Linked DNA regions of Homo sapiens: all the other regions are linked to region 5. The links are chromatin loops, found by intact Hi-C in ENCODE. Cell type or tissue: PC-3. All regions are shown on one strand. Region 1 overlaps CABCOCO1 (ciliary associated calcium binding coiled-coil 1). Region 2 overlaps CABCOCO1 (ciliary associated calcium binding coiled-coil 1). Region 3 overlaps TMEM26-AS1 (TMEM26 antisense RNA 1). Region 4 overlaps ARID5B (AT-rich interaction domain 5B). Region 5 overlaps LINC02625 (long intergenic non-protein coding RNA 2625). Region 6 has its middle 55 kb from the start of CABCOCO1. Region 7 holds the start of LOC124902548 (a long non-coding RNA gene).

Region 1 (4,000 bases), 170 kb after region 5:
TGTGTTTGCCAGGATGATCTCGACCTCCTGACCTCGTGACCTGCCCGCCTCAGCCTCCCAAAGTGATGGGATTACAGGCGTGGGCCACGGTGCCCAGCCAACCCTTTTTATACTGATAGAAATAGAGTGTTGGAAGACTATGCTAGTTTTTAAAGAGCAAGATGTTGAGTTGATTTCAGTGGCTGAGTTTAAGGTGGAATACTAATAGCGAGAAAGAAATGTTTAGAGTTTAGTTAGAAATGCTGGAGTCACAAAGGTCAAGTTTACAGACGTTGGTTTAGGAGTCAACTGCAACTGTGACAATGGGTGAGACTGCTCAAAGCCAGGGCATGAAGAGAAGAGCTGTGAAGGGGAGATGGAAGAGGAGACTGGGAAATAGAGGCAAGACAGCAGCAGCTACACAAAAATAAAAAATTATGAGACTTTGTGGGGAAAGAGGGCAAATGTTTTTCAGTGCAACAAATAGTTATTGAGCCTTCCATGCGATTGAGTTCCAAAAGATAAGGGCAGCAAAAAAACTGCCTTGCGGTAGTTTACCAGATAACATACCAAATTCTTTTTCTTTTTCAAAAGTGGAAAAATCTCAAACCTACCACTTATTGGTAATGGTAATTGGCTTAATGTTTGTAATTTAATATTAGGTTATTGTGCTACATTTTTATCTTTGAAAATCTAATTTAGAAATAAAATATGCTACATTATTAACCACTTTTTTTGTAAGCTACGGTGGGCCAATTAATCTAAACTAGGTCATATAATTAGATTATAAACTCATTAAGAAAAAAGTATTTTAGTATGCTGCATCTAGTAGGTACTCAGATATTTACAAATTGAATTAAATGCACCCAGTTTTTGTTTAAGGTACTGTTTTGATCTATAATATATGGTTATATATTTGTTTAAATGATTTTCATTATATATATTTTTATGAGTGGTAAAGTATAATTATTCCTATAGGGTCAATCCCATTAGATTGTAAATTCCTCAGGGACAGTCATTCAATCTTTTATTTCTTTTTAGGATTCTGCAGTTCTTGATATGTCAACATAGGTTGCTAACTGACTGTCTAAATTCATCTTCATCATCTGATGACATTGTTAGATAGTGGAGCATGATGAAAAGCAGGACTTAGAGGAACTCCAGATCTCATGATAGTTTGACTACTGATTAATTTTATGACTTAAGGCAAGTCATTTGAACCTAAATTTTAATTCATATTAAATATCATTTTTATGTGTTTTAATACACACAAGATTACTGTCATATTAATAATGAATAAATATATACATGAAAAGTGAATTATACAGACATTCAGATCAATTTATCTGATTTGAAAAATCTCTGGGTAGGAGAAAAGTAGGTCACACAAGAACTATATGAAAGAGAATCCAATAATCTTAACCTTTTGGACAGTACTAATTCTAGCTAAGATGCCTAATATTAGAGCCTCATTCTTTTACTAAAATTTGCAGGCTTAATATAATCATCTTTTAGGGGAGTTTGCCTCTGGATTTTTTCTTCTGTTTTAAATTATATTCCTGGACCTATTTTAAACCAGACTGCTTTTTTTGTTTGTTTATACAGTGACTTGCATGAGAAGGCTATCAGATGGCTAAAAATGTTTAATCTTTCAACACATACATTCTGCTTTGTAAAAATTAAAGATATAATAGAAAATTCATAAATAAGCTAAAATATGTGGATATGTAATTGTGGCTTTCTCTGTAAAATTACATCTCCAACTAGGAAAATATGTAAGCTAAATGGCACTGTTAATTCATTTTACTCCACCACCTGGTGGATTTTAAGAGTTATTCCAAGAGCAATAAAACTGTAAGCCTGATATTATCTGCCAGATAATGTTTTTCTCTAATTTTTTTCCCTCTCTAATGTCAACTAAACTTTTCACATTTGTATATATTTTTTCTTTCTAGAATGTAAACTTTTAGGGACATCTTTGTATCCATCACTGGTAGTGCTTTATATAAAAAAAATTTTTAATAAGTATTCACCAAAAGAAAGATAACAGATTTCACCAAAGTTTACTAAAGAGAAGTTTCCTAGTCACAGAGGACATAGACTGGTCTGCAAATTCTAGACTTGGAAGGTGTTTTTTTTTTTTTCCCCAACCCTTAAAATAAATGAACCAAGGAGCAGGAGCAGTGCTGTGCTAAGCCATATTGGAGCTGAAGCAAAAGGAAAAAACAGTAATACAGATCTGATCTTTACTGAAAATTTTAATCCATCAGGGTTTTTTGGGGGCTTTAGGTTTGATTTTTTTAAAGTATTGCATTAAAATAGAAATTATCTTGATTACTGAGTTTTTTGGCACTTCCTTCAATTCTGTGCCCAAGGAGAGTGCCTCGTTCACCTTACCATAGTCTTGCTATGAAGCTAAAAAGCCAGTATTTTAAAAAACAATAAAAAAAGTGAAAGAAAAATAAGTAAAAGCAAGAGGTAATTCCTTAGAATAGTTAATAAAATAGTCAAATATTTGGCAAATGTGACTGAAACATAAAGAAAACAAATTTGTGTCACATTCAGGGGCAATACATTAGAAAATTTTAAGAAAATGGGTGATTTCCTGGGAAAATGTAAGTTCTCAAAATTGATCACGGTTGGACGAGAAAATTGATCTGATCAAAGATGAACTAAACCGGAAGTCTGCTTTCTAAAAAGTCACCATGCCCAGATGGTTTTACACTTGTAGTTTTACTTATTAATCATATAACAAATAAATTCTATGTTAGTCTAATATTTACAGACTATAGAGAGTTCATTTTTAAGAGGCCAGCATAGTCTACACACAAAACCCTGAACTAACAAAAAAGGAAATTATAAACCAAAATCACAAATCAATGCAGATGTAAAAATTATAATTAAAATACCTCTTAGAAAATTAAATTTTAAAATGTACTAAAACAATTACAAGCTATACCTATGACCAAATAAGATTAATTTTAGAGATCCAAGGTTGGATCATCATTAGCAGGTCTAATATAATTTTTATGTCAAATTAAATGGTACAAATTATATGATTATTTAAATATATAATAAACAGGCACTTACTAAGATTCAGCAGCAAAACTCCCAGTAAAATATGAAAAGAAAAAAATGCTAAACACGAAAAAGACTATTTGCCAAAATCATATTGCAAGCATCATATGGAATAGTGAAATCCTAAGTCATTCTTATGAAAACAAGGAACTACAAAAAGGTGATGGATGGCAACATTATTGTAATTCAACACACTATAGAGGTTCTAACTAATACAATAAGAAAACTAAATATGTAACTTAAATAGCAGAAATGAGGAAATTTGAAAATTCTTATTTGAGGATTACAAGGCTGCATACCTAAGAAAGTGGACATTGTACTAACAAAAAAGTTATTACTAATAAAAAATTTGGCAAGATGGTTCTATATAACATAAATATGTAAAAGCCAGTTTTTTCCTATACAAGAAGCTAATTAGAAACAGAAAAGGTAAAAACTTGATTGAATTATACTTGGTTATAAATATGATGAGAAAGGTATAGTATCTATATAAATTATAAAACTATAAAAATTTCAAGAACAAGACTTGATAAAAGAGATTTATTGAAAACTTTCAAATTCAAAGAACTAAGTCCTTCCTACATTATAAATGTAATGTAATGACAGTCTCAAACCCCAATGAGATGATTCTGGAACTTTACAAAATAACTTTTTAGTTCCTATGGAAGAAGACATACTTGTCAAGAAAAAAAAATAGAGTGAACTTTCCAAAATAGATTTTAAAGATGAATGTAAAACGACATGATATTGACACAGTAATGGACAAACTAGTGCGTGGAAAAGCATAAAGAATCCAAAGACTTATTTTGTAGAGATAAATATGTGTATATGTATGCATATACAAAATTTTTAAAATAAAAATGTATATAATAAACATATAATTTATAATTATATTTATATATAATATGTAAAATGTTTATATAACATATAATTATATTTATAT
Region 2 (4,000 bases), 84 kb after region 5:
GAAATACCGGAGCTCTTCAACTACTAAATTCAGCATTGTACTTTTGATTCTTAGATTGACCTTACCTTGCAACTTCCTCAGGGTGAGAGATGGAAAAGTATGGTTCCATTATAAATAGTTAAAAAAATTGAATGCTTTTCAAAATATTTTTTACAAGCCACTCAGAGTATATTTGTTTAGCTTACTAGGTTCAAGGCATACCCTTGAACTCAGTATAAAATATTTCAAACAATTCTAATCATAGATTTTTGGTTAGTTTCTTCTAGAGCGTTCTATTTAAAATTGAGGTGTTTAATATTTAAAAATTTTATTTTATGGACATTGCATTTTCATTACATATTATGACAGCTTATATGAAGATGAAGCTATTTCATGACTCTCATATTAGAGAATACTCTTTTTGAATAAGTACCGATAATTTGCAGAAATCATATGAGATAATAAATTATAATGGTTAGAACAGAAAGAAACTACAATGGAAGAACTCTAGGTCCTTGGTTCGAGTCTTTCTTTTTTCATGCACTTCCTGTTGACAGTTGAAACTACCTGAATAGGAGGAGGCTGAAACTATTTAGATAAAGCTATCATGTAATTTACTTAACTTCAAAGCATACTGATTGAACTGCACTTCAGTCCCGAAGTCCACAACTGAAAGTGGGGGCTAAGCTTCTTAAAACCATATTCGTTTAGAAATAAAAAGCTTTGGTGCTAAATTAGAATACTTGTAAAGTGCTATGAAATCTTTAGAGAAGTCAACCTAATATTATTATTTCTGACCTCTTAGAGCCAAGATGTCTATTTTAAGTAATCTGACATTAAAAATGTGCTGACAAATATAGATTTAAAAAACAACACAGGAAGTTGTAAATCAGTTGGTAACCCTTAGCATCAAGGAAATAAGAGACCACGAAAATGCAGTCATTTACTTTAGTCAACCTCAGCCTTAATTTTTAACTAAAGAAATTTGCAGAAAGCATGATGTTTACGTTTAGATATTTTATTCATAGTTTGTGTGTTTCCCTTTTCTCCAGTAGGCTCATAAATTATTACCAGGAAACATGTTGTTACAGTTATAAATATTTCCCTCTCTGCTTAGCTCTCCCTAGCCCCTACCCTTTTTTTTTTTTCCTTTTTTATAAAAAAGTCTCACTTAGTGATTCTTTAACCGTATTAGGCACTTTTCTCTGGTCAGCAGGCAGGATTTTCTTGCTTTGGAGGAAACTACTGCCAATTAGTCATATGTGCTTGGCATTCTAGAAACAGGACACTTTCAGTGAGCACCCAAGCCCTTCCTCCTAGGCAAGGCAGCCTTTTATTCCATATATGGCAGATGTCATTATTTCAATGACCTAAAGAAGCATGTCTTCCCTTATACAGAATGGGTCTAGGTACTCTAAGTTTCCCTGGCTTTTCTTGAAATCTGAAATCTTAGAAATTAACTACAAAACTGATTTTGTGGACAACGGTGTACATAGCAATACATGTTCTCAAAAGAGACCTTTCACCTACAGTCTGCGAATCATACTAGTTTAGTTAAAAATAAACAAACTGAAATAGCAGCAGCTCTGAAAAATCTAGGTGGTATCTTGATTCCAGATTTGAATGTTCTAAAAATGTAGATTTTTTTCCCCTTAAATGTGTAGTCAGAGTTCTGGATTGGCTCTGCTGCTCAGTTGAGAGTAGGTCTGAGATGTGGTTTCTTTGTTTGTAAAATTAGGGAGTTGGACTAGGTCGTCTCTAGTCCAGCTACAGATGTTGTATCTTATGTTACTAAATTTCAAGTGGCTTTTTCTCTATTTATACAAAACTCAAAGTTGCTTGCCTGTGTAGATCCCCAGATTCAGTATTTTTCAGTCACGATGTAGAAGAATATTTGGAGTACACATTTAGTGCTTACTGGAATCATTGACAGGCTGAAGCTTGTCCATTTATTTTTCCTTAATTACCTTCCCCAAACCTGCTCCTCCTCCAATTCCTTTATCGTTTGGTGGCATCACCAGCTTCTCAGTTACTGGACTCAAAGCCTTGCAGCTGTCTTCAGTTATTCCCTCTCCCTTGTCCCTAACATTAAGTCAGCCATAAAACTCATTGGGGGCACCTGCTGATGCCTGTCCCACCTGTGCCCTTCTATTTTTTGAAGGATTCAACTCCATGTTCTTGCCTTCACAGATCTCGAGCTCCAGCTGTACTAGACCACTCACTCTTTCCCTGCTTGCCCAGTGCTTGCAGCAGAGTGGGTGCTCCATAATTGTTATATGAAAAAAAAAAAAAAAAAAAAAAAGAGCAAGGCAAAGCAAAGCAGAGCGAAGCAAAGCAAGGGGTGGAGGAAGCTGTGGTCTCAGCCCTGTATTGCCTGTGCTGCTCCCTCTGCTGGGGGAGCTTTTCCCTGCATCCTGCCAGGCCATCTCATCCACCTGGACTTTCCACCCAGCTCAATCAACTCTGTGAAGTTTCTCGTCATCGCCCTTGTGCTCGCAGAGTATCTTGCTTATTCAACTTCATAGTATTTGTCACATTGGCCTTGAGTGACAGCCAGGTAGAGTGATTTCTCGCCATTGTGTGGAAACAACTCGAGGACGTGGGGCACGTCATATTCATCTTAAGGACCCCTAGCTCAGGCCTTTATACACGGGGGGCATTCATTGGATGTTGAGTATTTCATCAGAGTATCTATCCATTCATCTAAAAATCTTCAGGGCTGCCTAGTTTGTTAGACCAGCTACAAGTCAGTTTAAATATTTTTCTTGAAAAACGGTAACACTTGGAGAAGCAAACCTAGTCATTGTATTGTTGCATCAGTGCAACTATCTGTATTTCATATCAATGGAGCCCTAGAGTATTTGTTTGATTAGCAGAATGCCAAACAACCAGACAGATTCTCACTGATTTGACTTCATTGATAGTTACTATTAGTTTTTGGAGACACAGTCTTGCTCTGTTGCCCAGGCTGGAGTCCAGTGGCACGATCTCGGCTCACTGCAAACTCCGCCTCCCAGGTTCAAGCAATTCTCCTGCCTCAGCCTCCCAAGTAGCTGGGATTACAGGTACCCGCCACCACGCTAGGCTAATTTTTGTATTTTTAGTAGAGACAGTGCTTCACCATGTTGGCCAGGCTGGTCTTGAACTCCTGACCTCAGGTGATCCACCTGCCTCGGCCTCCAAAGTGCTGGGATGACAGGCATGAGCCACTGCACCCCTGGCCCAGTAGTTATTTTTAACTGACTTATCATTAAACTGTTTTTTAGACACAGTGTAGTTTAAAGCCATAAAGAGTTCCTCAGAGATACCATACCCCTCACCTAGCTCCTAATGAAAGTAACATCATGAAGCAAATTTCTAGGAGGGCTGATAAGTTGCCTGACTCTAGGGGCCATGATTCACATTGCTTTCCGTGAGCCTCCTCTGGTCCCCCACTCACAATACAATGTGAAAGGTACCCACTGGAGTTGTTCAATGGGGAGGCCCTAAGGTCAGTGCTGGCCACCATTTGGGAATATAAACTGTGATGATGAAAAAAAAAAAAAGCAGCTCTCATTTATTGAGAACTTACTCTGTGTTTGGCATTGGGCTAGTTAGAAAGCACGTTATAAATAGTAGGTCCTTCAAATCATACTGCATTGGGAGGAAAGGTTTTATTGACTTCATGTTTTGAGAAAGAGCCAAAAGCTTAAAGAGGTTAAATAACTCAGCCAATGCCCCACAACTAGAAAATGGAGAATTCTATCAGAAATAGAACCCGGATCTATCTGACTCTGAAACCCACGCACCTAACTTTAGGGGGAAGGGGAACCCTAGTAGTTCATTATGGATTCCAAAAAATGTTTATCTCTAGTTTATATGTGAGGAAATACAGGTTCAGAAAAGTAAAATGACATGTGTATACTAGAGTTGTGAAAGCAGGCATTCTCTGATAAATTCAGAAAGAGAATTTGTTCACTGGCTCTACATAGTGTTGGCACTAACTACAGTGCATTGTTCCAAAATAAGTCAATGAAAGTCA
Region 3 (4,000 bases), 370 kb after region 5:
CTGCATTATCAACTTTTGATTCGTAAAAGGGAAAAAAGCCTGTAGCTTCCCCAAGGAAAGCCTGTAACAATCTATTACATGAATCTAACATTGCACGTTTTGAAAAGTTTAGAAATTGTTTTACAGAAAAATCGTATTGCTTTTATTTATAGCTTCATAGGTCATCTCCAAACTCTGTGAATGCAGAGCAGTGAAAAATGGAAACACCTTAGTGTTGCTACAGACGACCCTTTGTTTGACTTTTCTTTTGGACTTACAGCATAAAGGTGTTGTATTAACACACATGAAAATATTATATAACACTTGAAAATATTTCAAGAGGTCTCTTCAACTAGGTAAAAACAAAAAACAGTGTTACTGAAAGAATGAAAACCACCTTGTTACAAACATAGGGGCCTTGCAGCAAATTAGGGTTCTGAAAGTTGGTTGTGTAGTATAAATTAAAACACACACATACACACACACACACACCAGACACTGTCTTTGTAACTCTAGTTTAGCTCTTCATTGATTGCAAATCCACTGGACCTAAACCAAATCTTCTATAACCCAACTGGTAGCTTGATGTTGAGATGGTAGTATAACCAGGCCATGGTATCTGCTACTCCTGCTTACAGCCAAAGGTGACAAATGAAAAAGGGAACACTTTTGCTAGTCAGGGAGCAGTATCTTCTTCCAGGTTAAGGCTACATGTGTAGCTGTGCTTTCTACTAGAATCTCCAAATGAGCTTTTAAAAGTCAATTTTTTTATTATAACAACCTTAAACGTTCAGATGAATCAATACCCAATCCCTATCTCACAACCTAGGTCCCTCACTAGAATACTACCTAAAGGGAAGGACAGCATATGCCTTTACCCCTATTGTATCTCCGAGATTCAGCATATGGTAGACACTCAGTGAAAATTTGTTGATTATGTATTCTCTGTTCCAGACATCTCCCTGCTATTGATAGGTTCGTCATGCAGCTTTTAAAAGAGCATGATGAAATCTTCCCCTAAGACATAAAGGAATTTATAATCCAGCCCTCAAAATACCCAAGAACATATGTCTTCTGATTTCTTTTTAAAAAGAGCCCCATTTAAGGCCTCTGTCCAGCCTGGAAATTAAACAGAAAGGTTTAGAACATGCACACAATAATTGGACTGATATATTTTAAATAAATTTCCTCTTCTGTGATAGTGAGAAATAACCCAGCTAGGGCTTTAGTCATTGTATTACACAACTCAGGCTGCCATAACAAGGTACCACAGACTGGGTGGCTTAAAAAATAGACATTTATTTTCTTACAGTTCTGGAGGCTGGAAGCCCCAAGATCAAGAGCCAGCAGGGTAGGTTTCTGGTAAGGCCTCTTGTCCTTGCTTGCAGAGGGCTGCCTTCTTGCGGTGGACCTGCATGGCCTTTCCTCTATGTGAGCAAGGAGAGAGAGACCTCTAGTGTCTCTTCCTCTTTCTATGAAAACAGTCTGATTGGATTAGGGCTTCACCCTTATGACCTCATTTCAAACTAATTACCCTACTAAAAGCCCTGTCTCCAAATACAGTCAAGTTGTGGGATAAGGCTTCAATATACCGATGGCGGAGGGAAGACACAATTTACTTCATAACATTCTTCCCACATACTTACTTAAGTTATGAGACATTAAGGAGAAGAGTCCATCATGCAAGGAGTTTGCATCCTCTTCTGGGGAAAGGGTTAGTGCAGTTATGCTTGTATGCAGGATAGCTGTATAATGTGGTGGAAGTATGATCTTGTTATTACCCTTATTTGGACATTATATGTGTTTTACAGAGACATGTACAGTGCCAAGTTGACAAGGGTGGGCTTATGATGGTTAATTTTGTGTCAACTTGATTGGACCATGAGATTCCCAGATATTTGGTTAAACTGGGTATTTCTGTGAGGGTGTTTTCGAATGAGATTAATATTTGGATTGGTAGACTGAATAAAAGACAGCCCTCCATAATGTGGGTAGGTTTTACCAAACCAGTTAAAGACCTATGTAGAACAAAAGGGTGACCTTCCTCCAAGTAAGAGATTTATCTTGCCTGACAGCCTTTGAACTGAAATATCAACTTTATTTTTTTTATTTTTTTGTGTGTGTTCTTTTTTCCTTTGCCTGATGGCCTTTGAACTCTGAGACAGTGGCTCTTTCTGGTACTACAGCAGCCTTACAGCCTTCAGTTTCAAGCTGGGATATAGGCTCTGCAGGTTTGTAGAACCCTATTAATTCTGTTTCTCTGGAGAACTCTGATTAATACAGACATGCATTTCAAAAGCCAGTTATCTCCCACGTGTTGTCACTTAGTCATGTGTATTGTAAATGTATCCTGGTTAGTCATGTTTATATTTTATTGTTGCAGAATGTGGGAATCAGAAAATCTCAGCCATACTTCCCACAGTTTTCTGACTCTTAATTTGTGTCAGAAATTTGAGTGATTACAAAATATCCAAGTGACTATGAAATATTTCCTAAATTCTCTAACATACTGGCTGCATGACCTCGGGTGAATCGCTTATTTGCTCCAAAATTCAGTTCCTCATTTGTAAAATGGGGATAAAAATATATCCTGTTTCTATTTCATGGAGTCATTTTAGCATTTCATGACATGGCACGTGTAAAAGTTCCTGTAAAGATAGAAAGCACTATCATGTGATTGAGTTTTGTACTAATACTGTATAATATACACATGCATTTGCTGCTATGTAGGTTTATCTTGAATGGAAAATTCCTAAACCTTAGGAAACATCTTTTGATGACACACTCCTTTGGTTAAATCAGAGATGGAAACTCAGTAGCACACATGCTGCTAGTCTTCCTTCCCACTTCCCTGACAGGCATCTGAAATCCAATCCACCAAGGAGATGCTTCTTTCCCACTGAGCATGTTAAGGGTTTAGACTGGGATTGGAAGCTCACGCCTATGATCCCAGCAGTTTGGGAGGCTGAGCTGGGAGGATCGCTTGAGGCCAGAAGTTTGAGGCCGCAGTGAGTCAAGATTGTGCTACTGCACTCCAGCCTGGGCGACAGAGACCCTGTTTCTTTTTAAGAATCTTCTAATGCCTAGTATTATATTAGCATTTTAGTATTCCTGGCAACCACTACCAATGGACCTGAGTAGGTCCACAAATTGATGCCTCATTGATTTGTTACTAATCAACTAACCAATTTGTTACTAAGTTAGCAATTCTGTGGGTAGCCTGTTCTGTCAAAGGAATGTCTGGATTAATTGGTGTGTGGATGGTGTGGAGAACTATGTTTAATCTCAATTGTTGCAGTTAGCAATAAGAATTATAACTCTTCTGCATCAACTTTGCAAAACATTTCCAGTGTGTCCCTCAGCATTTGAAGCCTTTATGGTCAGAAATACAGACATTTCTGCCCCTCTTGTAAATTTTCTTACAAATTCTGCAGTTTGTGGGAATTGCCACTGCAAAAAAGAGTGACTTGAAAGGGAACAAGAAATCAGACAGACTATGCGCCAAGAGAAGAAAATGGGCCAGATTATCTACCTTCCTCACCATCCCTTGCTTGTCTTCCTCCCACCAGTATGGGCATAATTACTCCTTCTGGGGATGGTTTTTTTCAATTTCTGCTCAAATTACATAGAAGAAACCAGAGTTCTCTGATTAAGTAAGCAGAAGGTTTTATATTTCCCTTTGTCACTGAGTCATAAAAAGAAACAAAACAAAACACATTCAGCTCAATCGAAATCTAACCAATCGCATAGCTTTATTAAACATAGTATCAACAGAAAGAAAATATGTAGTCTTTGCCCAGAAAGGATGGATGCCAAGAACAGAGTAATTTTTTGGCTTTGTCTTTGATATCTGTAAATTTTATTCTTTGTGCAAGTCACTACGTTCCTGAATAGCTGTTGATATTAAACATTGGGGGAAACTTACAAATGGACAGTGAAATCCATTAGGGATTACCAGATGTTAACTAGTCACACTCCACAAGGGCCCTACTCACATCTGTTTTTGACCTCCAGGGTGCAT
Region 4 (4,000 bases), 100 kb before region 5:
CAGCATTACCGCAAGTCATAAGACTAGTTATTGTGTGTTCACAAAACTGGGGGGTGTAACAGTATATATAGGAAGATTATCAAAAAACTCTTTGGCTTTAGAAGGAAAACCACTAGTCTAATAATTGTCTCTAAATGTGCAGGTGACAATCAGGCTGCCATATCTAAAATGTTACTGTCTGACATCAACCAAAAGATGCCAGGAAACCGTTGATAGTTAAACTCAAACTGCAAGAAAATATTAATGCTATTCCCAAAACACAGCACAGCTCATCACAAACCAGGGTCACATGAAAGCCACAGTCAGTTACTGGTGTTATTCAGTCTCTTTATGCCAATTAAAATAAATTGCCTAGGTTTGTTGTAATAGTTAAGTTCTGGGTTTAAAAAAAAAAAAACCAGGAAGTTGTCACATTAAGGCGTAAAATAGGACTGCAAAAATCAGCATTGTGCGCAAATGAAAGAAAAAGATGCCTTAATATGTTAAAGTGCAGTTCCTCTTTGCCTAAAGAGGAAATAACTAGTCTAAATCAGAGGACAACAATTTTCGTCTTGGGCAATGCTAGGAGAATAAATCAGTGAATGACACGGGAATACAAACAGAAGAAAAAAAAAAAGCAATGAAAGGACACAAAATGTCACTGGAGAAGAAAGTGTTAAGAAAAAGCAATAGAACTAATTATGAAGCCCCTCCTTTATGCCAGTCAATGTGCTCTACCCCTTCTATCTCACATCTCACAATAACCCTGTAAAGTTCCCCTATTTTTTAGATGGGGAAACTGAGGCTTAGAAGTTAAATTATTTGCCTAAGGCCATACAGCTAAGAAGCAGCAGAGTTAGTATGTAAACACCAATCAGCACAACTACTCCAAAGCCCAAGTTCTCCTTTAAACTTACAGTGGAAGAGGGAAGCAAAAAAAAAAAAAAAAAAAAAAAAAAAAAAAAAAAATATATATATATATATATATATATATATATATATATATATATAGTTGATGGTACCACTGAACACTAAAAGATCAAGCAAACCTATGCCATTGGTTGCCAACCAGTGGATCCCCTGGCTTGACATTGTTCTCTTGCTCCACATTGAGGAACTCATCCCTTTTCCTCAGTTTGTTTTCCACTCAATGTAAAACATGAAATTGGGACATGGTGTTAATAGATGTCATACTACATACTTATAGCAAGTATTTAAACTCTTCATTAATTCAATTTTAGGTGCTCTAATTAAATTGTATGCCTTGACATCACACTGAAAATTGTTTAGAACCACTGTATCACCCCAGCACAAGGGTCCATACATAAAAGGTCCTTTGATCCAACAGGTAACACTCATCCCTTACCCATCCAGTCATCTCTCCATCCATATTCTTAGGACCCTTTGAGGTTAAAGAAATTTGAAATACATTTATATATAAATGATAGTGTTTCCAGAAAAATCTTCAACCGAAAAGTTACTATATACGCCCACACATTAGATTTAAAATTACAAGTCATATTTACCCAGGTCTGCCTTCTCCTTGAGAACGTCTTTGAAGTTGAGTCCACTGTTTAGGGTTGACTGCCTGTACTTCAGCAGAGCTTCCTTCTGTCCATTCCTTCCCAAGGCCTCAGTTTTCACTGGTCCAGCGTGGAAGCCACATCTCCACTTGGAGAAATCAGAATGTACCCACTTGACCAGGTCTTCAAGCTTCACAATCACCTTTTCGGAAACAGCAATGACTTCATCCTACAAGAGGTGGTTGGGGAAGAACAAAAAACGTTATTTATAGGTTTGAGGGAAATGATCCACTCTCCACAAGGCCCATCTGAAATGCCATGTGAGTGGTTTAACCTAATGCAAGGAGACTGTGTGCATTCTGGTGACACAGAATCTTTAGTAACTCACTTCATTTCAATGGTTTTTCACTGCTAGTTGTTTAGTTAAGGAATAATTTTTATGTTTGTTATACAATTAGAAAGTATCCAAAAATAGGACAGTAATTCTAATAAGCCATTTTTAATGTTGGTTGCCCAAGTTCACACTCTACCTAGCTGACCACTTGGGTGAAAGCTAGTTTTTAGGTGTAATTAATTGCAAATGTAAAAAGTGAAAGCTAGATGACTAATGGTGAGCCTGTCTCTACATAAATGGTCTAAGTAAATCTAGGATTCTTGGAACTCTGACTCACCCCCAAATTCCTATGTTTATGGTACATTTTCCCTTGGCTTATACACAAATATTGAATTTAACTTTTGTCCTAAAAATTAAATAAAACTGTGATGTAATCCCAAAAGAAATACTTCATAAATGTTATGTGCTTCCCACTGAAAGAAACTTACACATTCTCATGTTTCTCAAAAACTTTGTAAGCTGAGAAATGAACTGATTTTTTCTTTTAATACAGATGGGGTAGAGGGTGAGAGGGTGAGTGAGGAAAAAGTCTTTGAATTTAAGAAAAGTAGTTGAAATGCAAGTTTCTCCTCTGGATCATAAATTTGAATGTTAAGCATCTCTAATTGCTTCTAGGAAACAACCAACTTTTCTGACTCAGAATTAATTCAGCAAGATCTTTAATAGACATCCATACATGGAACAAAGGGAGGCCCCTTCACCCAAAGATTCTTTGGAAAAGGCTCAAGAAGATCATCTCACTGGGTTTTAAGTTAAGTTATTTAAGCATCTGACATTTCAACTTGAACTGACTTCTTTCATTTCTTTTATTTCACATTTCTGAAGAAAGCTTGGCTGTGAAAACCCCTAAGATTACAAAATCTTAGAAATATTTTTGACAAACAACAACAGGAAGATGTCTCAAAGCTATTAAACAAAAGGAATTCACAACTGATTTTGGCTAATTTTGCTGTTAAACATGACTTTTTCCTCCTCCCCAAACATGACTTTTTCCTCCTCCCCCTGCCCCACCGACACACACACACACACACACACACACACACACACACACACTTCTCCAATTCGAACAAAAAAAGGTTATTAGGGTAAGCTTCACATAATAAGAAGCCCTGGGTTGAGGGTTTTTTTTTTTTTCTGATGTTTTAAGGTAGGATCTAAAATTTCAATTTTCCTCATTGAGTTCCAAGCTGCTTCTGAGAAGAAAGTCTATTAGGCAGCAGCAGAGTAACAAATACTCTATCAAAAATGAAAAGTAAAACTTTAGTAATGGAATCCTTTCCCTTATCATGATTAAATATGAACTACCACTAAATGGGAGACAAAGTGGAAACTGTGTTTCTATCGTGCGCTCAAGAAAAAATTTGAGTACTTTATAAACAATGGGGCCCATTACAAAGTACCATTTCAACGGATGATTTCCCTCAGATTCACCACACCATCCTCTTGAAATAAAAGATCTGTAGTTGTCATGCATTTTATAGCTATTTCATGGTGATTATTAAATGTCAGAATAAAGTCAGGCTAGATATTGTTTCAAAGCATATGGGAACAGCTTCTGGACAGGTGACACCAGAAATCAAGTTTAGAATGTACTGGAAAATAATTAGGTGTATCAGTCTCAACATTAGTAAAGAGAGAATTTGGCAACATTTTGACTAAATACAGTTTCCCAGAAGAGACAAGTTTGTAGATGAGTGTTATTTTCAAATAGCTCTCTGATCAAATGATTATCATTTCAATTACTAGTTGCTTCAGATCTTTTCCAAGAAATGGCATGACTATCTCTGGATGGCTTACAACACCCTCCAAACAAATAGTATATTAACCAAGAGAAAATACTATCCTTATGATGTCATTAATGAATAAACCCATCTTTTATGATTCAGTCTATAGGTTTTGTCCTCCCTTTTTCTCCCTCTCTCAAACAGATCTTTCATGAATACACACACACACATAAAAACAAATGCAGGAATTCACATAAACATGCATAAGCCATAAACCCAAGTTTGGCTTAATTGTGAAACCACCAGTATGTTTTACTGTGGATTCACAGAGAAACTGGCCCTGCAACATTGTCAAATGCCATAGAAGGAAATCTGATAAG
Region 5 (4,000 bases):
ATTTAAAGGGGGAAAAATTCCCTGGATTTCAAAAATTGCCACCAGGTCACAGCAATACTTAATTAACTGAATACATTATGGGAGGGTTATAACATAGATGCTAAAAAAAGAGGGCGGGGTGGGGGGGAGTAGTCAAATTCATTTAATCCTGTGTTCTTTGCTTACAGATTAGCCTTTCAGAATGAGCAACCTGATTTTTTTTTTTTTTAAAAGGATCCATTTACCTTCCAGAGCTTTTCATAGCAAAACATTTTGCATGGTTGCAAAAGAAATTAATTTGTTGCCAGTTGCTCCACACTGGCAGGAATTCTGAATAAAGAATGTAAGCAATCTATCTTTGTTTGCAAGATATAATTAATCTGGCAGTTAAAATTCTTTGGAAACATTCTGATGACTTATGTGGAAAAGTAGCGCAGCATTTTCAAAGAAAACTCAGAACTGTATGCCGGGGAAGATAAAAGATATATGAAGTGTTTGTTCTAAGCGATACTATTCATTTAAAGATCATAATGTAACCCCACCCTAGCAATTATTGTGAAAAACAAGACAAATCTCCATCTATAGCTTTCTGACACAGTCTTGATTTGAGAAACAAAATAAGCACATTACTGTTATAGTCTAATAGACTGCAAGCTGTTTTATTAGAGTCAGCTGAATCCTGTTTTGCATAAAAAAGAACTCTGTTTGCTATCAAGAACACATTTACATTAATATGACTTTGACAAAGTAAAATAAAATCGCATTAAGATGATGTAAGTAGATAAGACAATGAAATCTCTGTGAGAGAGTTTTGGCACACACTAATTACAGTCAAGTCCCTGCAGAAAAAGAACATATTTTTACACCAACTATCCATGTGTTTGAAAATGTAGAGAGCCCAAAATGCAATCCTTGGTTTAGGTATTTCCTGAATACATTGTATTTCTGTGCTTCTGAGATAGGGTTTTTTTTTTTTCTTTAAAGGAGGCTGCCCGATAAATAATACTTTCATTTACAATAATACAAGCAAGTTTCTTTCTGAATACTAGCCTGTAATCATCCTGATTATTTTAAGGGACTTTCCAATACAGGGCAGCTGAAAACAACGTTTTAGATTACATGGTAATTTAGGAATGCATGAAAAGCTAAGCAGTTACCATAATAGGGTTCTGGATAAACTTCATGCTTTTTAGAGCAAAACATAACAACATATGTTTTGTGATTTGTTTCAATGATTTTTCTATATTTTTTTTGTTCAGGTTCTATCAAAATATTTGGAGGCCTCATCTGCGTACAGCATTTTTATAACCTTATTTTGAAAACTTTGATGTCTCTCTTTTTAGTTCAGTCATTAAAAGAAAGGCAATGATGGATGATGATAATGCCTCGGATTTTATGACTAATCAGTTCTTGGCAGTGGCCATATTTCTTCCGTAGTGAAACTTTAATACTCCTTTGGCCTTGCATAGGCTTAACAACAACAAAAAAATTTTTTGGAACTGTGTTACACCGGCTACTTATTAAGTATTAGCAAACAGTTATTATACAAAAGTTAGCACTCTGATTTAACACCTGACAAAATGGAGCAACCAGGAAAGATGATTTCTTCTCTTTTCTGGATTCTCACAAATTTTAGGTGCCTTGCTATTGTGTTTTTTTTCCCCCATGTTTTACATACAGGAATACGGAGAAAAGCTATTCAGATGGTAGAAATATTGAGGGGGAAAAAGTCTTGTAGGGGTGAGTTGGGCTGCCATTTGCATTTTTTCTTCCTGAACCGTCTTTTTGATGACACAATTTTTATGAAAAGCCTGATTTTCTGCCCCGAGTCTTAATGTATTGTTCTTGAAGTTGCAACAACAAACACCAGGTGTCTCCACTTAGCTGAGCTACAGGTTCTGAAAAGGAAGGCCACTTTGCCAGGAAAAGTTGAAGCTACCTTCCTTTTCCCTCCCTAGTGCTCCTGGCCGTGGCCTAGACAAGGCCAGAGGGCTGGCTGTGAGTAGGGGAGTGGAGTTTATTCTTTCATGAGTGCTCAGTTTAAAGCCTATTGACTCAGATTTGTAAGGGAACCTGATTTTTGTGTGGAAGTCATGAAGACTGGCATCCGTGGAAATACTGATACCAGTGAATTAGGCAGCTGTGGCCTGTATTGCATGCCTGTTCTACTCTGGTGGGGACCTGCCATCTTGGTTGGCAAGAAGCCCTTCCTGGGTGGATGGGGGCCTTCTTCTTTTAGGATAGCCAACTCCATGGGGACCTTCTGGCTGAGAACAACCAGATCAGAGACCCACAACCTAATGTGCTGGCTTCTTCTCTACCAGGGGCTGATGTCCCAAATCCCAAGTTGCTATTTCCATGAGCATATATTCTTCAACAAATAATCAGTTAATCTCTACTGTGTGCCAGGTACTGTCCTAAGCAGTGAAAAAACTAGAAAAACCTGCTCTCATAGAGCTTGCGTTAACATATGTCCCTTCCATTTGATGCCTGGGGTAAAAATCAATTCTGGTGTTTCTTAAAATGTGTTTTGTGGCATTCCAAGGATGGTAATAAGTATTGTGCTGAGAAATGTTTTCATATTTCATTATGCTCTGGAACTGCTGGGTTAAAAAGTGTCTAGATGCAAAACTCCTTAGTAACCTCTATATGCTAATTTGCATAGTCCCTTTCTAAGAGATGTCTTATTTCTCAAATATATTTGGCTAAGGAATAATTTTTTAAAAAATAAAAACATTCTCCAAGCCAATTTTTAAAAAACAAAATATGTCATTATTATCCTAGAGAAATATTCCAAACATTTTATTCTGTTACTCAAACACTACCTTCATAATTCTTATCCTGTCAGTTGGTCATCCTCATTATTTTTAAACCTAGAAATTACGCTGGATGTTTAAGTGAATGTTCTGAGGAATATACTTTGGGAAAAATTGCTTTGAGTAGTAGACATTCAAAGATTGGAAGATTTGGAAGCTAGAAGGAGGTAAAGAGGTTGGGGCTTAGAGGCCACCTGTAAGAGGAAAGAGATGTTTGCCCCTAAAAACGTGACTGTTGAAGCTGTGCTGGTATCCTTGCAGAAGAAAACTCTGTTCTCCATCAGTTTCTGAGCAGCCATCAAACAACTATTTTGGAAGACGGGAAAGCTAAGACATATGGGTTCCAGTCCCAGCTCTGTTTTTAACTAGCTGGGCAATCTTGGGGGTAATTTACTTACCTTTCGGTCTTAAATCTAATGCCCAATAAGTGTCGAATATACATTAAGCCACTTAATCATCAAACAGTTCTCTGAGGTAGATCATGCATCTACAATATTCCTTATAGGGAAGGAATTAGAGTAACAGATTAAGGAACTTGCCCAAGTTACACAGCTAGGAAATGATGGGCCCAATAATATTGGATGATGATCTTGAATCAGATCACTTCAAAATCTAACATTGTATGATTATAGAAGGGTGACTTTTGCTATGTTTCATATCTATTGTGATTGGCAGTCAATCCTCTAAGCAGAAATCGTTCATTAGTCAACAGAAGTACTGAGCATGTATTCTGTGTCAGACACTAGCCAAGGCCCTGACACTAGCCAAGGCCCTGGGGAATTTACGGGGAAGAAGGCAAAGTCCCTGCCCTCAGGACTTTACAGTCTAGTAGAGGGTGGAGCACAAGTAAACATGCATTCTACCTTTATAGCTAAAACATTATTATTACTAATATTTCTATAGTGAATCATTGAAATATTATGGTAGACTATTCACAAAAGCCAAAATGTGGGAACAACCCAAATGCCCATCAACTGAGGAATGGACAAACAAAATGTGGTATAGCCATATACAATGGAATATTATTCAGCCATAAAAAGTAATGAAGTACTGATGTATGGTACAACATGGATTAACCTGAAAAACGTTATGCTGAGTGAAAGAAGCCAGATACAAAGGGCCACATATTGCATAATTCCATCTATATGAAATATTCAGAGTAGGCATATTTATAGAGACAGAGGACAGATTAGTGGTAGCCAAGA
Region 6 (4,000 bases), 230 kb after region 5:
TAACATCTAACATAATTTGGATTTCCCTTTATGCATTTGGTTTTAAACAATCACATCCAGATGTTGTTTTCATTATAGCCTGATTCCATTCAATAAAGCTGGGGTATTTCAGAATGTTTTACTATCAACAGCTTCCTTCACTTGCCTTTCAGTTCACAACGATTTAGATTTTCCCACAATCTTTTTGTTTCCAATATAGGGTCATATCACCAAAAAGTACTTTAGAGGTCATTTAGCCCAATCCCCTGTATTACAGATGAGGAAAAATCCCTTGAGAGACTGCGCCCAATGCTAGAATATAGCCAATATGTGGCAAACCTGAGAATAAATGATGCATCCCGCTTCCCTCTGGCTACTCCAAGCTTGAGCACTACAGGATTGACCACTAAAATATTTTTAAACTTAAAAAAAAGTTTCTCTCATTTATGGAACTATATTCTAAATTCAACCCAGAAAGATACTTAGAAATCCCTAAGAATGGCTGCAAATTAGAGATGTTTCATTTTTTGCTTTTCTTTAAATATGTAATTTTTAAAGCAAATCACTACTTTTGTGTCTCTGAATTTGGAACAAATTTGTACTCCCAACTTCTATATTCTTTGATTTTTTTTTTTTTGAGACAGAGTTTTGCTCTTATTTCCCAGGCTGGAGTGCAGTGGTGCGATCTCGGCTGACTGCAGCCTCCGCCTTCTGGGTTCAAGCAATTCTCCTGCTTCAGCCTCCCGAGTAGCTGGGATTACAGGCACCCACCACCATGCCCAGCTAATTTTTTGTATTTTTAGTAGAGAAAGGGTTTCATTTCATTTCAGGCTGGTCTCTAATGCCTGGCCTTAAGTGATCCACCCGCCTCGGCCTCCCAAAGTACTGGGATTACAGGCGTGAGCCATCGCGCCTGGCCTATTCTTTGAATATTTTAAACAAATAGATCAGTTTTTAAGCAGTAATTCTTCTCCATTTAAGAATTTTCCAAATGTAAAGTCTGAAAATGAGGAGCAGTGACGTCATCAGTAGATCATATGTCATTTAGGGCTGTAGGGGCATGTGTAGAACTACAATATTTTTCTCACTAGAGAAAGAAAAGTTTAAAACCTAATTCATATGGAAGGGAAAAACCAAGAAGAACTAAACCTTTCATTAAACAATACCAAAAAGAATATAATTTAGAAAACGTATACTGTAAATGCTAGTGCATAAAAATGTCTCCATTTTAATCACAATCCACTTTTGATTTAACTAGTATTGAAATGAGGAGTGCAAAGGCAACTTTAAAGTCTTTTTTTTTTAATGGGAGATCTGCCAACTACTAGCAATTGAGTAATTATTTTTCCTCACAGGGCACTTTGGGCTCGTTGGAATGTGGCTTAAGATAATAATCAGATTCAAAGACATTCTGATGCCAATGGAACATGGAATTTGGTTATGATGCTTTTTTCAGGAACATATTAAGCTTTATTTAGAGAACTGAATTCCTATTCTGTTTTAGTAGGATGTATATGAGGTGGGCAAAGGCTTCATTTCTGCCACTAACTTAAAAACCCCCAAAGACTTAACCTATAGGCTTAGAAGGCTCTGATTTAATCATTTATCCTTCATTTTTAGAAATAAACATCTTTGGCTGGGTGCAGTGGCTCACGCCTATAATCCCAGCACTTTGGGAGGCCAAGGTGGGCAGATCACAAGGTCAAGAGATCGAGACCATCCTGGCCAACATGGTGAAAACCCATCTCTACTAAAAGTACAAAAATTAACCGGGCATGGTGGCACGCACCTGTAGTCCCAGCTACTTGGGATGCTGAGGAAGGAGAATTTTGAATCTGGGAGGCGGAGGTTGCAGTGAGCTGAGATTGTGCCACTGCACTCCAGCTTGGCAACACAGCGAGAGTACGTCACAGAAAAATAAAATAAAATAAAATAAACATATTTTACATACCCATCATATAAAGGGTACTGTGCTTGATGCTTAGGATTAGAAGTTAATTTTGTCTAAATAAGTGTTACCCCCACGTGTGTTTAGTAGAACACTATTTTTTGAGAAAAATAACATATGCATAAAAATTACTAATAGTGAATATTTAGATACCACGTACAAACACTGTATTAAATACTTTATGCATATTATACATAACATTTCACTTAGTCCTCACAAAAACCCTATGATGTAGGTACTATTATATTTCATTTTTCAGAAGGATCATTGAGGATTAGGAAAGTTAACTAAGGTGTTCCAGGTCTTAATAGCTAATACAAAGCGAAGCTGAACTTGGAATACCTTCTGATTTTGGATTTGATACTTTCAACCCTCTGACACAACAGTGCCTCTAGAGGACTTCAGTGGTTATTTCCCAAGATAGGCCAGTTTATCTGATGCTAACTAAGATTTAATGTTAAAGTTGAATTATTTATACTCATTTTTGGAATCACTTGATGTAAATTTTAATGTATCTAAGATTTAATGTCTCGTAGGTATATATTATTGTATCTGAGCTAACTGCAGCATCCAGAATTATGACAACTAATTTGCAATTCAAGTTCTGTGATTCTTTTGCCAAAAGGCTTGAATGCTAAGGGGTTTACCAAAAAATCTTGGAAGCTGAAGGCAAAAGGATGGTTCATAGAATAGCACTTAAATGCTGGTATCCCATGATTCACAGGGTAGTTTTCATGCAAGGTGATGATGAAATTTCTAGGAGGTTTGTACATCGAGCTTGTTCCACATGTCTGTGCCATGAATATGCAATATACTCTGAAAGACTGGAATGACTTGGAGCACTGGAGTTGTGAAGCATGGATCTCTGGTTTGCTCAATCAAAACCCTATACCCTAGCCTCACAAAACTTAGCTCCCTGAACATGTAACAAGGCATAACTTTATAAATTAAGTAACATTAAAGTTTTGCAAAATCTAATATACAAGTCAAACCTCGCATCATTAGTCTGGACCATGGGTTGTTCTGAATAACAGACATAATTTTAAGCAAATGGAAGTGTGAGAAATTTGAAAAAAAATTGAACAAATCTATTATTAGTTCCTTGCCTCTAAATTAAAACATTAGTACTGGTATAAGACTGGACTGATCGCAGAAAGACAAGTTATAGTTATCAACAAAATGATCAGCTGTCTTTTACAGAATGATCTTGCCTCCTTGCTATTTATATTACCTAATACACAGCATGTACATGAAAAAAAACCTTTTATGGTAATATATCCTTAATCTTGGAGATCCATCTTGTATCTTTACATAGTTAAGATGCTGAAAAGTCTTCCAGTCTTTTCTAATTCATTGTTTCTCAGTCTTATTTGACCACATAATACTATCTTCCAGTATTAACAGGGAAGTATTATTGTGTGTAAGATGGCAACATTCACCTGGGAATAACCATTTGGATTCAAAATGTCTCCTTTCCCCATAGCTCATGGATTTCTCTTTGTTTCTTTTCATTTTTCAAATTTTTCAAAATTTCAAACATACATGGGAAGAAAATTATAATAAGTCCCATATACAACATACATATAACAACTATTTAGATTTTTTCCATCTATTTTTTGAGGTGATTTAAAGCAAATCCCAGACATTACAATGTTTTATCCTTAGATATTTCGGGATGCTTTTATAAAAAAATAGATTTCCTTACATGTTTACCGTGTCATTATCCCTTCTAACAAAATTAACCATGCTTCTCTAATGATGTCTGACACACAGGTGATATTCAAGTTTTCTAAATTATTCCCCATATATCTTCTTTTTGGAGTGCCTAATCCAATGGCTTTCCGTATATTCATAGAATTATGCATCCATCCCCACATCAATTTTAGAACATTTTTATTACTCCCCAAAAGAAACCCCACTCCGCTGAGCCATCATCCCCAAATGCCCACATTTTCCCCAGCCAGCCTTAGGTAACTATGAATCCACTTTCTATTTTCAGAGGTTTGACTATTCTGGATATGTCATACAAATGAAATCATACAATATGTGGTCTTTCTTACACTTCCATACATT
Region 7 (4,000 bases), 360 kb after region 5:
CAAATCAACAAGACACTGTAGCAGAAACAAATAACAATCTTTTGCTCAATATTAGTGGAAAGTATAATGTGGTTCTTAGAAAGATACATAATCTATTCCTTTGTTTCCCTTTGGTTTTTCCAAACCTTTTCATCCTCCTTGAGCTATGAGTAAACTTTAAGAGCTTCCTCTCATTCTTCTTCCTCCTTAAACTCTGCATCTTTTGACAAAGCTGACCATCAAACCCAACATTTGTATGTCCAGATGTCTCCTGAGCATCTCTTTCATCTTGATAGACTCATTATTTTCCCCCCTCAAACCTGTTTCTCCCATATGTTCTCTTCAGGGCCATCTCCAGCTCTTTCTCATAGTCTACTTTTAGTTTATGGTCAGGACCTGCCACGCCTACCTATGAGATGGGTTTGAAACTCCTTCTCATTTTATTCTTGATGCTATAAGCAAAAATAACATCGATATTATTTCTCATATGGGGTAATGCTGTAAACTCCTAACTGATTTCCATGTCTCTAATTGTTTCCATCTGTAACCAATTATGTCATTGACAATACCATCATCAACACCAAAGTTCAAATATTTTGATGACTACTGCTCACAGAAAAAAAAATCTAAGTGTGCTCACATGGAATTCAAAGCTCTGCATATTCTGGACCTCACCTAGCATCTTGGTCTGTAGCCCAGATTTACCATACTGCTTGCCCTCTCATGCCTCTTGTTTATATTGCTTCCATGTGTCTCTTTTCTTTGTTATAAATGTAATTTTCCCTTGGTCCCTCCCCAAAGACATTCTATTCATTTTCACGATGAAGCTCAAATGCTACCTCAGTGAAGAGTTCTTAGATTCCCATAGTAGAAATCAATTGTGCATCCTCTTATTTCCAAATGTGCTTTGTTTCCACATCCTCTTATTTCCAAATGCCACTCTTGCAACATGTATCCCGTGTATGAATATACTTGCATGTATGCCTCCCTGAATACACTTGAGTTTTGGAAGGCAGGAGCTGTTTATTTTATTCATCTTTGTATTCTTCACAGAGTCTGGCCTAGCCTAATTCTTTATTGTGCAAACTATATGGTTGTGGAATATAATTCTGATGTCTAAGGCAAGGGTGTAATTGTTTCATTCATTCTATACTCACTGAAATGCATCTAGAGCTGTGCTGTCCAATATGGTAGCCACTAGCCACATGTGGCCATTTAAATTTAAATTAATTAAAATGAAAGGAAAGATTCAGTTCCTCAATCATACTAGCCACATTTCATGTGTTCTAGCAGCCACAAGGGGCTCATGGCTACCTTCCATGATGACCACTGCAGATATGGAACATTTCCATTGTCACAGAAAGTTCTACTGAACAGTGCTGCTCTATCGGATTTGCATTAGAATGCTTTCAGCTGCAAGTAATAGAATTCTCAACTCATATTGAGTTGGGCTCCTCAAAAGCAGACCCTGAGACAAGGTTTTGGGCTTATGTAATTTATTTAGGAGGTGACCCCAAGGTCAAGTAGAGCACGTTTTTAGGAAAAATAAAAGTAAAAAAAGGAAGCTAAAAGAGCCAGTAAATGGCATATTAATATGAAGTTTCTACTGTAGGCAACTGGGACTCCTTTGGAATCCTCTGAGAAAACTCACTTCAGAAATGAGTGAGTTTCTGAACTCACTCCCAGGTGTGGGAAGGCTGAACCCTCCAACTCCACCAAATCTCCTTCTTTATTGATTGGGGATAAGGGGGAAGTGGCTTAAACTTCTCCTCCACTTCGGCATTGCAACTTCAGGAAGAGAAGAAGAGGTGCAGGTGCTTGAGGTGGAAAACTGTCAGAGTGCTAGAAACTATTGCAGCAGCAGATCATTTCAGGATGGCAAAGAAGATGTGTTGGTGCATCAGCAGACTCTTCTACACATCTAAATAGGGATAAAACAATAACTAAAATCTATTGTCTCACATAAAAATGTCTGGAAAAAGGAAAAGTTAATATTTTGTTAATTCAGAGGCTTAATGATGAAGGGGCTCTGGATTGGTAGTTCTGCATTAATCTTATTTCCTCCTAACATCATTTCAGGTTGTCTGCAGCCCTTCCAAACATTACAAGTAAGTATTCCAGTGGCAGGAATGAGTGAATCCAGGTTTGGGGTCTTATAAAGAGTAAGAACATTTCTACAAACCCTGCCAGAAGACTTCCTTTTGTATCTCAGAGGTCAAGACTCCATCTTGTGGCCATGGCAGTGGCAGAGTAATAGACTTGTTGTGATTGCTTTCAACTAATCAACGTTCACCTCTTGGGTCCAGGGACAGGGCTGCCTTTCTTAAACATAATACTCCCCAGTATCTGAAAACAATAGGCTTCTGTTGGCAAAGAGAAGAGATAAATAGGGTGGTGATGCATATGTCCTGGGTAAGCAAGAGTATGTCACAGGTGCAGGCAGCAGCTTTTAAGAAAAATATTAACAAACTCAAGAGAATCTAGAGAAAAAATGACGAGGATTTCCAAGACCTAGCAACTGCACTGTATTTTGAGTAAATAAAGGAACTAGGTACAATCAGAGCTCTGATGTCATTACACCAGTAAATTAATCAACCTTTGAACTTCTCTAATATACAGAGGTAAAAAGGGTATTACGGTGGCTATCATTAAATATTTTAAAAATAGCATTGGTTGGCAGATAAATTTAATTCTATGATGTACCGGAGGCTATAGCTGGGACCAGTGTGAGAGTTAGATTTTTTTTCGTATATTGAACAGTGATTTATCCTTAACAATTAGAGGTGTTCATAAATAATATGATAAAATAGTAACATTTTCACCATTGGAAATTTAAGAAGAGCTGAATTCCATTAACGGTTTACATTCCAGTTAGTGTTTCATGTTTCAAAGTATCATTTAATTGAACTATTATTAAACCCTTATAAGATATACTATGTAAATACTATTGTCTCTATTTTCCTTATGGAAAGAATGAGTTCAGCAAGTTTAATGATTTCTTAAGATCATGGAGCTAGTAAATGGCAAAGATGTGACATACACTCAAATTTTCTCACCCTCAAATACTGGTATTCCTAAGTCATTATAACTATCTGGGTATTTTAAATGTTTTAGGTAATTGAAAATAGCTTTGTAATAGACCTGAATTTGGCTATGCTTCTATTGCTTTATATCTTATTACAAGCAATCTGTTCCCAGGAATGCCCGTCATTAGCCACTTCAGCCTGCCTCTCCCTGCCTCCCTCCCTCCCTCCCTCCCTCCCTCCCTCCCTTCCTTCCTTCCTTCCTCCCTTCCTTCCTTCCTTCCTTGTTTCTTGAGACAGGATCTCACGTTGTCACCCAGACCGGAGTGCAATGGTGTCATCATAGCTCACTGCAGCCTCAAACTCTACGCTCAAGTGATCTTCCCACCTTAGCCTCCTGAGTGGCTGGGACTACAGGTGTGTGCCACCATGCCAAGCTAATTTTAAAATTTTGTAGAGATGGGGTCTTGCTATGATGCTGCTCAGGCTGGTCTCAAACTCCTGGGCTCAACTGACCCTCCCCTCTTGGCCTCCCAAAGTGCTAGGATTGTAGGTATGAGCCACTGTACCTGGCATAAATCCACATTTCTTATTGTCCCTGCTGCTGTATGTCTATGTCCTGCAGATTCTCCTTGTATTTCCTTTAGTGGAAGATGTTTTATTTGGTATTAGTCATTATGTACATTTTTACCCCTTTCCAGTATATATTGCATGGTATCTGGTTTGTGAATAAATGAAAACACAGTACAGGAAATAGATCTTGTTTCTCTTCTCGGACATTTTGAATTTTTTTTTCTCTTTCTTGGTGTGTTCTGGTTTATTTTATGATTCATTGAAACATAGTAAATTCTCTCCTTCCTTTCATTTGTATTCAATATTAAGGATTACCATTGCTTCTGTTACACAGTGTTCTGTTTTTAACTTCCTCACAGGGTGGATGTTGGTGTCTTCTATACAGCCTGCACTCAGTGAAATTCTCTTCAAATAAATTAGGAGAT

The links. A loop is a pair of places that touch in the nucleus more often than their neighbours do. Peaks named below come from ENCODE experiments on the same cell type or tissue, not always from the same donor. Only the 100,000 strongest peaks of a DNase experiment are listed, where the experiment ranks them.
Region 1: a loop joins it to region 5, with 8 times the contacts of the local background. A loop is called at or near these places in 4 of 110 quality-filtered maps.
Region 2: it touches region 5 in a loop (9-fold over the local background); 43 of 110 quality-filtered maps call a loop at or near these places.
Region 3: it touches region 5 in a loop (4-fold over the local background); 7 of 110 quality-filtered maps call a loop at or near these places.
Region 4: it touches region 5 in a loop (6-fold over the local background); 6 of 110 quality-filtered maps call a loop at or near these places.
Region 6: a loop joins it to region 5, with 8 times the contacts of the local background. A loop is called at or near these places in 4 of 110 quality-filtered maps.
Region 7: it touches region 5 in a loop (3-fold over the local background); 7 of 110 quality-filtered maps call a loop at or near these places.

The regions. Positions count from the first base shown.
Region 1 is chr10:61,667,144-61,671,143 of GRCh38, reverse strand. All of the region lies in intron 1 of CABCOCO1 (ciliary associated calcium binding coiled-coil 1), which reads right to left. Among named protein-coding and RNA genes, the nearest start is that of CABCOCO1, 6.2 kb to the right of the region's middle. In PC-3, a CTCF peak has its summit at 1,769 (motif pointing left); no DNase peak of the experiment used is centred here.
Region 2 is chr10:61,749,495-61,753,494 of GRCh38, reverse strand. All of the region lies in intron 5 of CABCOCO1 (ciliary associated calcium binding coiled-coil 1), which reads right to left. Among named protein-coding and RNA genes, the nearest start is that of CABCOCO1, 89 kb to the right of the region's middle. In PC-3, CTCF peaks have their summits at 2,176 and 2,379 (motif pointing left); DNase peaks (open chromatin) are centred at 1,254 and 2,364; H3K4me3 peaks cover 960 bases; H3K27ac peaks cover 2,423 bases.
Region 3 is chr10:61,463,442-61,467,441 of GRCh38, reverse strand. All of the region lies in intron 1 of TMEM26-AS1 (TMEM26 antisense RNA 1), which reads right to left. Among named protein-coding and RNA genes, the nearest start is that of TMEM26, 12 kb to the right of the region's middle. In PC-3, a CTCF peak has its summit at 1,414 (motif pointing left); DNase peaks (open chromatin) are centred at 2,301 and 3,701; H3K27ac peaks cover 2,069 bases.
Region 4 is chr10:61,937,914-61,941,913 of GRCh38, reverse strand. It overlaps ARID5B (AT-rich interaction domain 5B), which reads right to left. Exons shown (of 10, transcript NM_032199.3): 3 at 1,506-1,731. Among named protein-coding and RNA genes, the nearest start is that of ARID5B, 38 kb to the right of the region's middle. RefSeq lists an enhancer at 1,656-1,785. In PC-3, no CTCF peak of the experiment used is centred here; DNase peaks (open chromatin) are centred at 1,853, 2,163, 2,533 and 3,973; H3K4me3 peaks cover 2,196 bases; H3K27ac peaks cover 3,573 bases.
Region 5 is chr10:61,833,150-61,837,149 of GRCh38, reverse strand. All of the region lies in intron 2 of LINC02625 (long intergenic non-protein coding RNA 2625), which reads left to right. Among named protein-coding and RNA genes, the nearest start is that of LINC02625, 33 kb to the left of the region's middle. In PC-3, CTCF peaks have their summits at 1,645 and 1,848; DNase peaks (open chromatin) are centred at 1,409, 1,849 and 2,469; H3K4me3 peaks cover 1,673 bases; H3K27ac peaks cover 2,717 bases.
Region 6 is chr10:61,605,834-61,609,833 of GRCh38, reverse strand. No RefSeq gene overlaps it. Among named protein-coding and RNA genes, the nearest start is that of CABCOCO1, 55 kb to the left of the region's middle. In PC-3, a CTCF peak has its summit at 2,332; a DNase peak (open chromatin) is centred at 2,313.
Region 7 is chr10:61,477,341-61,481,340 of GRCh38, reverse strand. All of the region lies in intron 2 of TMEM26-AS1 (TMEM26 antisense RNA 1), which reads right to left. LOC124902548 (a long non-coding RNA gene) reads left to right here and starts at 1,879. Exons shown (of 2, transcript XR_007062375.1): 1 at 1,879-2,087; 2 at 3,935-4,000. In PC-3, CTCF peaks have their summits at 2,024 and 2,225 (motif pointing left); a DNase peak (open chromatin) is centred at 3,640; H3K4me3 peaks cover 205 bases; H3K27ac peaks cover 646 bases.